Regions from separate parts of the Homo sapiens genome. Here region 2 is linked to region 1. A link is an interaction called in ENCODE POLR2A ChIA-PET data of the cell type or tissue named here. Cell type or tissue: Panc1. All regions are shown on one strand. Region 1 overlaps AIMP2 (aminoacyl tRNA synthetase complex interacting multifunctional protein 2). Region 2 overlaps CYTH3 (cytohesin 3).

The links. ChIA-PET counts read pairs that join two places held together with the same protein. Peaks named below come from ENCODE experiments on the same cell type or tissue, not always from the same donor. Only the 100,000 strongest peaks of a DNase experiment are listed, where the experiment ranks them.
Region 2: POLR2A ChIA-PET joins it to region 1 with 5 read pairs; 2 of 35 experiments call an interaction of 5 or more read pairs at or near these places.

Annotation. Positions count from the first base shown.
Region 1 is chr7:6,018,179-6,023,178 of GRCh38, forward strand. All of the region lies in intron 3 of AIMP2 (aminoacyl tRNA synthetase complex interacting multifunctional protein 2), which reads left to right. EIF2AK1 (eukaryotic translation initiation factor 2 alpha kinase 1) reads right to left here. Exons shown (of 15, transcript NM_014413.4): 15 at 4,069-5,000. Among named protein-coding and RNA genes, the nearest start is that of SNORA80D, 3.8 kb to the left of the region's middle. In Panc1, no CTCF peak of the experiment used is centred here; no DNase peak of the experiment used is centred here.
Region 2 is chr7:6,244,176-6,249,175 of GRCh38, forward strand. The region is part of intron 1 of CYTH3 (cytohesin 3); the gene reads right to left. Among named protein-coding and RNA genes, the nearest start is that of CYTH3, 26 kb to the right of the region's middle. In Panc1, no CTCF peak of the experiment used is centred here; no DNase peak of the experiment used is centred here; H3K27ac peaks cover 321 bases.

The sequences.
Region 1 (5,000 bases):
CTCTGTCACCCAGGCTGGAGTGCAGTGGCACAATCTTGGCCCACTGCAACCTCCACCTCCTGGGTTCAAGCGATTCTCCTGCCTCATTCTCCTGAGTAGCTGGGATTACAGGCGCGCACCACCAGGCCCAGCTAATTTTTTTTATATTTTTAGTAGAGACGGGGTTTCACTATATTGGTCAGGCTGGTCTCAAACTCCTGACCTCATGATCCACCTGCCTCAGCCTCCCAAAGTGCTGGGATTACAGGCGTGAGCCACCAGGCCCGGGCCTCATGTGGATTTTTTTCAATAACTATCTTGGAAAATTTTTTGGAGATTTGCAGCAATCTGAAAAAACTGGCAGACAAACCGCATAGCCTAGAAATATCAAAACAAGGCCACGCGCAGGGGCTCACGCCTGTAATCCCAGCACTTTGTGAGGCCAAGGCAGGCAGATCACAAAGTCAGGAGTTCAAGACCAGCCTGACCAACATGGTGAAACCCCATCTCTACTAAAAATACAAAACTTAGCCGGGTGTGGTAGCAGGCGCCTGTAATCCCAGCTACTCGGGAGGCGGAGGCAGGAGAATCACTTGAACCCAGGAGGTGGAGGTTGCAGTGAGCCAAGATCACGCCATTGTATTCCAGCCTGGGCGACAGAACGAGACTCCATCTCAAAAAAGAAAGAAAAAAGAAAAATATCAAAACAAGAAAAAGATATGAGGCATAAAATATTTACATACTAGTCTATTATTTACATACACAAAATATACACAAATCTATTTTAAAAAGTTAAAATGTATCAAACCTTACACACACACACACACACACACAATACATGGCACCACTTGCAGTTGAGAGAAATGTAAACAAACGTGAAGATGAGCATGAAATCCCAACTGCGTAACATTAATTGTGGAACAAACAGACTGTACTGCTGGAATAATTTCACAGCCGCCTCCAGCGTGGGGAGTGTCTGCTTCAATCTGCTTCAGACACCCTGTGACGCTAATCATCTCGGTGTGAGCAGCTAATTCATCTCTCCAGGAAATTGCATGTTGCAGTCAAAAGTGACCTCTTGGGAGGCCGAGGCGGGCAGATCACGAGGTCAGGATATCGAGACCATCCTGGCTAACACGGTGAAACCCCATCTCTACTAAAAAATACAAAAAAAAAAATTAGCCAGGCATGGTGGCAGGCGCCTGTAGTCCCAGCTACTTGGGAGGCTGAGGCAGGAGAATGGTGTGAACCCGGGAGGCAGAGGATGCAGTGAGCCGAGATCACGCCAGCGCACTCCAGCCTGGGCGACACAGCAAGACTCCGTCTCAAAAAAAAAAAAAAAAAAAGAGATCTCTTGAGGTTCTTGGCTATTTTTCCATCGTGCATTGCCATAAACCTTGACTAACACTGTGGGACACTTACAAAGTGTCTCTTGTGATACTGAAAATGTTCCCAAGAAGCAGAGAAAAGTCATGAGATTACATGAGAAAGGTGAATTGCTTGATATGTACCAGAAGTCTGCAGCTGCCACTTCAAGATAAATGAATTCAGTGTAAGAACCATTGTTTAAAAAAAGGGAAATTTGGTCGGGCACAGTGGCTCACGCCTGTAATCCCAGAACTTTGGGAGAACGAGGAGGGCAGATCACGAGGTTAAGAGATCAAGATTATCCTGGCCAACATGGTGAAACCCCATCTCTACTAAAAATACAAAAATTAGCTGGGCGTGGTGGTGCGTGCCTGTAGTCCCAGCTACTTGGAAGCCTGAGGCAGGAAAATCGCTTCAACCTGGGAGGTGGAGGTTGCAGTCAGCTGAAGTCGCACCACTGCATTCCAGCCTGGCGACAGAGCGAGACTCCATCTCAAAAAAAAAAAAAAAAAGGGAAATTCATGAAGGCGTCACTATAGCTGCACCAGGAGGTGCAAAAACCTTGCACTTTTTGCAGAATACCTATTCATCTCACATTGAAAATGTAGATTTTGGCCGGTTGTGGTGGTTCATGCCTGTAATCCCAGCACTTTGGGAGGCTGAGGTGGGTGGATCACCTGAGATCAGGAGTTCAAGACCAGCCTGACCAATATGGCGAAACCCCATCTCTATTAAAGGCACAAAAATGAGCTCAGCATGGTGACCTTCACCTGTAATCCCAGCTACTCAGGAGACTGAGACAGGAGAATCGCTTGAACCCAGGAAGTGGAGGTTGCCGTGAGCCGAGATCACACCACTATACTCCAGCCTGGGCTACAGAGCCAGACTCCGTCTCAAAAAAAAAGAAAAGAAAATGCAGCTTTTATGTGGGGTGCAGGATTACTGTTAGGCATACCTATAGACTCTCATAAGATTTTAGAAAAAGCAAAGTCATTATATGACAACTTGAAGCCAAAGGATGGTGAAAGATCTAAAGCTGGAGAGTTTAATGCCAGCAAATGATGGTTTGATAATTTTAGGAAGAGGTTTGGCTTTTAAAAATGTCAAGATAACAGGAGAAGCAGCTTCCGCCAACCAAGAGGCAGCAGACAAGTTCCCAGATGCCATAAAGAAAATCATGGAGGAGATGGGATACCTGTGTCAACAGGTTTTTAATGCAGACAAAACTGCCCTAATCTGGGGGCATGGGAGGGAACCACAAAGGACATCTATTAAGTAAAGAAGGGAAGTGAGCCCCAGGATTGAAGGCACGCAGGGCTAAGCTAACTGTCCTGTTTTGTGCAGGTGCAGCTGTGTTTATGATCAGGCGAGCTCTTACCTATAAAACTGCTAACACCTGAGACTTAACGGGAAAAGATAAACACAGCTGCTGATCTTTTGGTTGTACAACGTCTGGACAAGAACGCTTTTTCTGGATTAATTCCATTGATGCCTTGTCCTTGAAGTCAGGATGTACCTTGCCAGTAAGGTACACCTTTTTAAAGTTCTTCAATGCTGCAGGCACTCAGAGCCCCACGAGTTAACACCAAGGGCGTCAAAGTCGTCTACTTGCCCCCAGGCTCATTACACACAGTACTCTATGAAATTGTCAGTGCTATGAAAGAGAACCCTGGCTGGGCATGGTGGCGCATGCCTGTAATTCCAGCTACTTTGGAGGCTGAGGCAGGAGAATTGCTTGAACCCAGGAGGTGAAGGTTGTAGTGAGATCGCGCCACTGCACTCCAGCCTGGGTGACAGAGCAAGACTCCATCTCAAAAAAAAAAAAAAAAAAAAAGAGAACCCTGATTAGAACATCTTGAAGAGTCTGGAAGGATTACATCATTGAAGAGGCCATCATCGTATAAAAAGCTGTGAAAGCCATCATGGTGAAACAGTACATTCCTCCTGGAGAAACCTGTGTCCAGATGTGCGTGACTTCATAGGATTTACGACAATCAAGGAAACCATGAAATAGATCATAGATGGGGCAAAAGTGGGTGGTGAAGAGTTTCAGGGTATAGATCTTGGAGAAATTCAAGGGCTGACAGACACTGCACAGAAGAATTAACATAAGACAGCTTAATGGAGAGAAGTGCTTCCAAACCAGTGCCAGACGTTGAGGAAGAAGACCTAGGAGAAGCCGGGCTGGAAAACAGATTTCCATTAGACAGTCTGGGAGAAGGCTTCTGATTATTCAAGGCTGCTTTTGACTTCTTTTACGACCTGGAGTCTTCTATGATATAAGCACTGAAACTAAAGCAAGCAGTGGAAGGGTTGATGCTGCACACAACTATTTTTAGAGAAATCAAAAGGCAAAAAGTCAGACAAATTATGATGTATTTCCCTAAAGTTACACCGTGCTTGCCTCTCGTCCTTTCCTGCCTCCCTTTCTACCTCCTCCACCTCTTCCACCCAAGACAGCAAGACCAACCCCTCTTCCTCAGCGACATGAGGACAGTGGGATGAAGACCTTCATGATGATCCACTTCAACTTAATGAATAGTAAATTCATTATCATTTTCTTTTAAAGAGGCAGGGTCTTGCTTTGTCTCCCAGGCTGGAGTGCAGTGGTGCGATCATAGCTCACCACAGCCTCAACCTTCTGGGCTCAAGTGATCCTCCCACCTCAGCCTCCCAAGCAGCAGGGACTACAGGTGTGAGCCACCATGCCCAGCATCCTTATTATTTTCTTAACATTTTCTCAAGTTTATTGTAAGAATATAGCATATAATATACAGACCATACAAAACGTGTTAATCAACTGTGATGGGTAAGGCTTCCCATGAATAGTAGGCTATTAGTGCTTAAGTTTTGAAGGAGTCAGAAGTTTTATGTGGATTTTCGACTGCACAGCAGTCGGGGGTCAGTGTCCCTAACCCCCCCACTGTTCAAGGGTTAGCTGTACTATATGATGAGATGTGCAACATGGTTTTGATAAGAGGCAGCAAGGGTTTAGGACATTCTGTGGCATACTGGCCACATAGCGATTTGCATCAGGTCAGATATTCTAAGTCTAGAAAGCCTGTGGGATAGTTCTAGAGGAGGAGCAGAGATGAAGCAACGCAAAGATGCCCTTGTTCGTCTGCAAAATTTAGGGTCTCTGAGTGAGACACAGCTCAAGGGGGGGACTGTGAGCATTTGGGGAAGGGGGTTCTGTCCAACCAGGCAAAGCGGGGAGTCATGGCTATCACAGCCATCTTGCCCTCACATTCAAGAACTTACCATCATAGGGACACTGAAGTTATCTTCTCATATGGCCATATAAAGATAGGATGTTATGTATTGACTATCCCACAGATGTATGCCTCTTCTGGTTTATGTTGATATGGAGATAAGCGAGTTCATGTCATTCATATCTTAATTGCCCTCAGTCTCACAGAAGGCGATTATGAGGCCAAGAGCCTGGGAGATGCAGCTCCTGGGTTTCCAGCCCTCAGCCCCCAAAACCTTAGGCAGCAGGGATTGGAGCAGGTGGTCTGAGGTCCCTTCTAGCTTCAGAAGTGTCATAATCAAATACCAGGAATGACTCTTTGGTTACTTTTTTAACATAGTTTGCACTTAAACCCTTTTCAGTAGTAAGCATCTTAGAGACAGACTGAAAATGTGATGTTCTT
Region 2 (5,000 bases), 230 kb after region 1:
GAAGAAATGGCAGAAAAGAATGTTACCAAAGCAACAAAACAGCCTGGGGGGAAAAAAACAGGTTTTCAGATGACAAAACTCCTAAACCTATTCATCTAGAGTCAGGATTGAATGACGTAACTCAACTTCGTGGCAATTTTTAATGAATTTATTTCAACTGCTTTTGCATGTGCATTAATTACAGACTAATTGCTTTTAGAATGCTTTATTCTGTGTATTCTGAAGTACCCTAGTAGAATCCAAAAACAAACTGAAAGGAAAAAGACCAGAAGATGCTTCAAAATGTCCGAAAAATTATTTTTGTTTTGTTTGAGACAGGGTCTTCGTCACCCATGCTGGAGAGCAGTGGCACAATCATGGCTCACTGCAGCCTCAACCACCTGGACTCAAGCGATCCTCCTGCCTCAGCCTCCTGAGTAGCTGGGACTACCAGTATACACCATCACACCCAGCTTTTAATTTTTTTGTAAAGATGGGGTCTCACTACATTTCCTAGGCTAAATTATTGTTTTAAAATGGAAACTTAAAACTTTAATGGTCAAAACCTTGAAAGAAAGTTTCTTAAATGTTTTCAGTCATCCTGGAGGAAAGACTGGATTATCTTTAGTCTAGTCTTTTATTTTATTTTTTTGAGACAGATTCTTGCTCTGTCACCCAGGCTGGAGTGCGGTGGTGCAATCTCGGCTCACTGCAACCTCTGCCTCCCGGGTTCACGCCATTCTCCTGCCTCAGCCTCCCGAGTAGCTGGGACTACAGTCACCCGCCACCACGCCCGGCTAATTTTTTTTTTTTTTTTTTTTTTTTTTTTTTTTTTTTTTGTATTTTTAGTAGAGACATGGTTTCCCGTGTCAGGCAGGATGGTCTCAATCTCCTGACCTCATGATCCACCCGCCCCGGCCTTCCAAAGTGCTGGGATTACAGGCATGAGCCACCGCGCCCGGCCTTCTAGTCTTTTTACATAAAATGTTACAAAATTGCTACGTGAAGAGATTAGAATAGGTAACCAAAAATGCAGGGGGAAAGTGTAAGGTTGTGTGCCAAAGAAAGAACTGTGTTATATGGTTCTAGGTTTTGAGTTGTTTGTAGTTTTAGCTTTTCAAAATGTACAACTAGTGACTTCTTTTTCATTCTAAATTTTCATTTTGATACCTAAATTTGTATTCTTTTTCTGAAAGAGGGCCCTCAGAATTAGAGAGTTTCAGGCCCCACAAATTCTGGCTCCTCCTCCACTGACTGCTGATACTCTGATGGGGAAGCTCACACTGCTCTCTACTTTCTTTTTCATCCCAGCCTTCGTGACCCTGGGAGAAGGTGCACCCTAGAGAGAATGTGTCCAGCGGGAGCAGGCTTCTTCCCTACTTTCACTCATCTCCAGCCACCACCCAAGCGTTTCTACCTCCAAGACCTTCACAAAGGTTTGTCCAGAATTACCTCAAAAGAGTTTGGGGGCCGGGCATGGCAGCTCACGCCTGTAATTCCAGCACTTCGGGAGGCCGAGGCAGGCGGATCACCTGAGATCAGGACTTGGAGACCAGCCTGACCAACATGGTGAAACCCCGTCTCTACTAAAAGTACAAAAGTAGCCAGCCATGGTAGTGCACGCCTGTAATCCCAGCTACTCAGGAAGCTGAGGCAGGAGAATCACCTGAACTTAGGAGGTCAAGGTTGCAATGAGCCGAGATCGTGCCACTGCGCTACAGCCTGGGCAGCAAGAGTGAAACTCTTTTTTATTTTTTTTGAGACCGAGTTTGGGGAGGAATCACAAATGATCTAAATTTCTAAACAAATACATTTCACAAAATGGATTATCTCCCATTAACCCTCTCCCCAAAAAAGGTACTTGCTTCTTAAAGATTTTCTAAAACACAGGGCAAAATAGGTAATTATCCTCTAAATAATTTTTAATTTTTTTTTTTAACTTTTTTGAGACAGTCTTGCTCTGTCACCCAGACTGGAACGCAGAGACATGATCACAGCTCACTGCGGCCTCAAACTCTTGAGCTCAAGTAATCGTCCTGCCTCAGCCTCCTGAGTAGCATGCCACAACACCTGGATAATTTTTTTTTTTTTTTTAAAAGAGACAGGGGTCTCACTTTGCTCCCCAGGCTGGTGGCGAACTCCTGCCTCAAGTGTTCCTCCCGCCTCAACTCCCAAAACCGTGGGATTATAGCCACGAGCTACCATGCCAGACCAAAATTCTAAGTAAGTTTTAAAAGCCAATTTACAAAACCAAATACCATAGAATTTTTGCGTGACATGACCTTATCCTGTGATCAAATTTATCTTTTGTTTTCCCTCCTCCAGCGAGGAATGCATATATCCTCACACATGTAGATGTGTGACGTGGAATGTGAACATCCTACTTTGAATTTTCTAGTGATTATCTTTAATTTTTTTTTAAAACCATACCACTACCTGTATTTTTCTAATTATCAAAAACAAAAATAAAACAGTAAAAAATAAAGGCTGGGCTTTTACTTTCTCCTAACAGTCCCTGCCCCACCCCCACCTACTTCTCAGTTTCTACTAGTGAATCTGACCCAGATTTATTATTGTTGGCATTGTTACTGAATAACTGGGATTTTTCTCTTTCCATTACATATCTTCTCTTTCAGTATTTACAATATTTGACTTTTCATTTGTAACATCTGTAATCAAGTTTATAATTTAGACTTAAATTTATGTTTACATGATTTCAATTCAATGTCAGTATTTTTTTTAACACCACAAGTTCCGCATTCTTGAGTTATTCAAACAATCTTTTAGTTGGTTAGAATATATCCATGAACAAGTTTTGTTTAAGAAAAATTTACAGAAGGCATACAGAAAAATTTCAGGTACAGGTAGTAGAAAAAAGCTGATGGCCTTAAACAGTAAGGAAAGGTACTGGCTCACATAACTCCTAAGTCCAAAGGCAGGGTGAGCTCCCACTGAAGGCAGTGTGCTAGCTCCAACTTCTGTATCTTCAGAGAACATCTTTCTGCTGCCTTCACAAATTAACAACAATTAGTGTGACTATTTAATTCTTAGTTACAACCTTTTTTCCCTTAAAACTTAGCCTCAGCTCCACGACACTATTTTCTGGCAATGTTATAGAAAAGTCTAAAACCATCCCGATTTCGTTGTAAGTAACCCTCTCCCCAGGTTCTGACTGGCTGTTTGCAGGGTACTCTCTTGCTCTTTCTTGCTCTTCCCACTAATTTTATCTAAGGCAGAATGAGCTCTTTGAATATACAGAAACAGCTCGTTTTTTTTCAGCTCAAAGATACTTTTTCCCATTGAATCTGATTATTGTTTCTGTTCTATTTGTTTTGGTATCTTCTTTACGAACAACATTTATTCAGATCACAGCAATAATTTAACTTTCTACATTGTAAACTTTTGCTCTTCATGAATCGTAAGGGAGTTTAAAATTCTGCAAATGCTTTTACTGTCATTACAGTTTCTTTCAGCTCTTTCATTTCACTTTATAATTTTTATTTATTTATTTTTGAGACAGGGTCTGTCGCCCAGGCTGGAGTGCAGTGCTACAATCACAGCTCACTGCAGTCTTGACAACTTCTGGGCTCAAGCGATCCTCCCACCTTAGCCTCTGAGTAGCTGGGACCACAGGTGCAGCGTGTACCACCACACCTGGCCAAATTTTTCTTGTTTTTTGTAGAGACGGAGGGCTTACCATGGTTCCCAGGCTGGTCTCGAACTCCTGGTCTTAAACTCCTGGGCTCCAGTGATCCCCCCATCTCAGCCTCCCAAAGCGCTGGGAATACAGGCATAAGCTTAGTGCCCAGCCTCATTTTATAACTCTCTCTGCCCTAGTTTTCAGCTTGGCCTGTTGCTTTATCTCATCTTTCAACCACTTATTTGTGTTTCTTGAAGTTTATTAAGAACAGCACAAAGTAGATTCAATCTGAAATTTACTTCTCATTTCTATAATTACTATTTTCTAAATTATACTATTCCTCTGCCTCAAAAATTATATCCCCCTCCTATTTTCTTTTGGAAACATGTTGCTTTATTCTTTATTTCTGAACAATAGTATTTAGACCCATCCTCCCCCAACCCCCCCCCAGCCAAAAAAAAAAAAAAGAATAGCTGGACCTCCTCCTCAGAATGCTGCTAAACGTTGGTGGGTTTTTATTGTTGCTGTTTTCTAACTCTAAGTTTATAGGCTGGAGGATGCATATATAAACTGCACTGCCTATTCAGAGATGTGGTCCATCTTCAAGGGAACGTCAGCTCTGGGAGCCTCCTTCTCTGAGCCTATCGTGTTGCTTTTGTTTTCTAGTTTCTGCATCTAACTCTCCCTGTCTAGACCTGGCTTCCACTCCAGATGGGTGGGATGCCACCCAATGCACCAGGAAGGAGGACTGTGGCGCCCAGGAGAAGCTCTAGCAGTTTTGAGCGTGTTGAAGCCGCGTGTGTCCTCTGGCCTCCCAGTTCAGCTGCTCATCAATATCGCTGCTGCACAAGCCCACCCCGGCTGCCCGTGGCCACTCAGGGTCATCAGGCCTCCCTCGCTCTCTGCTCTCCCAAATTAGCACAGCCAACACCACATCTCCATATGTTCCTCACAACCCTGCACTGAGTTCTAAGGAAACAGAGTGATGAGTCAGGCCCTGGTATTTCTTCACCCTGATCCCACTATCTATTCTGATTCAGCTTTTCATCTCTCTTTTTCTCAATCACTTCCATGGGGATCTGGTGATTCAAGGGAGGGGAGGTAAGAAGTGAGACAAAGCCTAGTGCCCAAGTCACATCTTCCTGGAAGTTGCCAATGACCATTTTTCAGTGTTCTATCTTCTGAATTCTTTTGATGTCAGCTTTCTCTGTTTCTATAGAAATTTTATTTTAAATTTTCTCTTTCACGCTGTTGGGTTTTTTCATCCATCTGGAGGTCCTTGCTGTTTGTACACATTTAAAAATGCGATGAAGCTAGCTATGTCTTCCTTTGGTGTTGCGTGTAGGTAACTTTTCTCACTCGATTTCCCTTTCAAATGGGA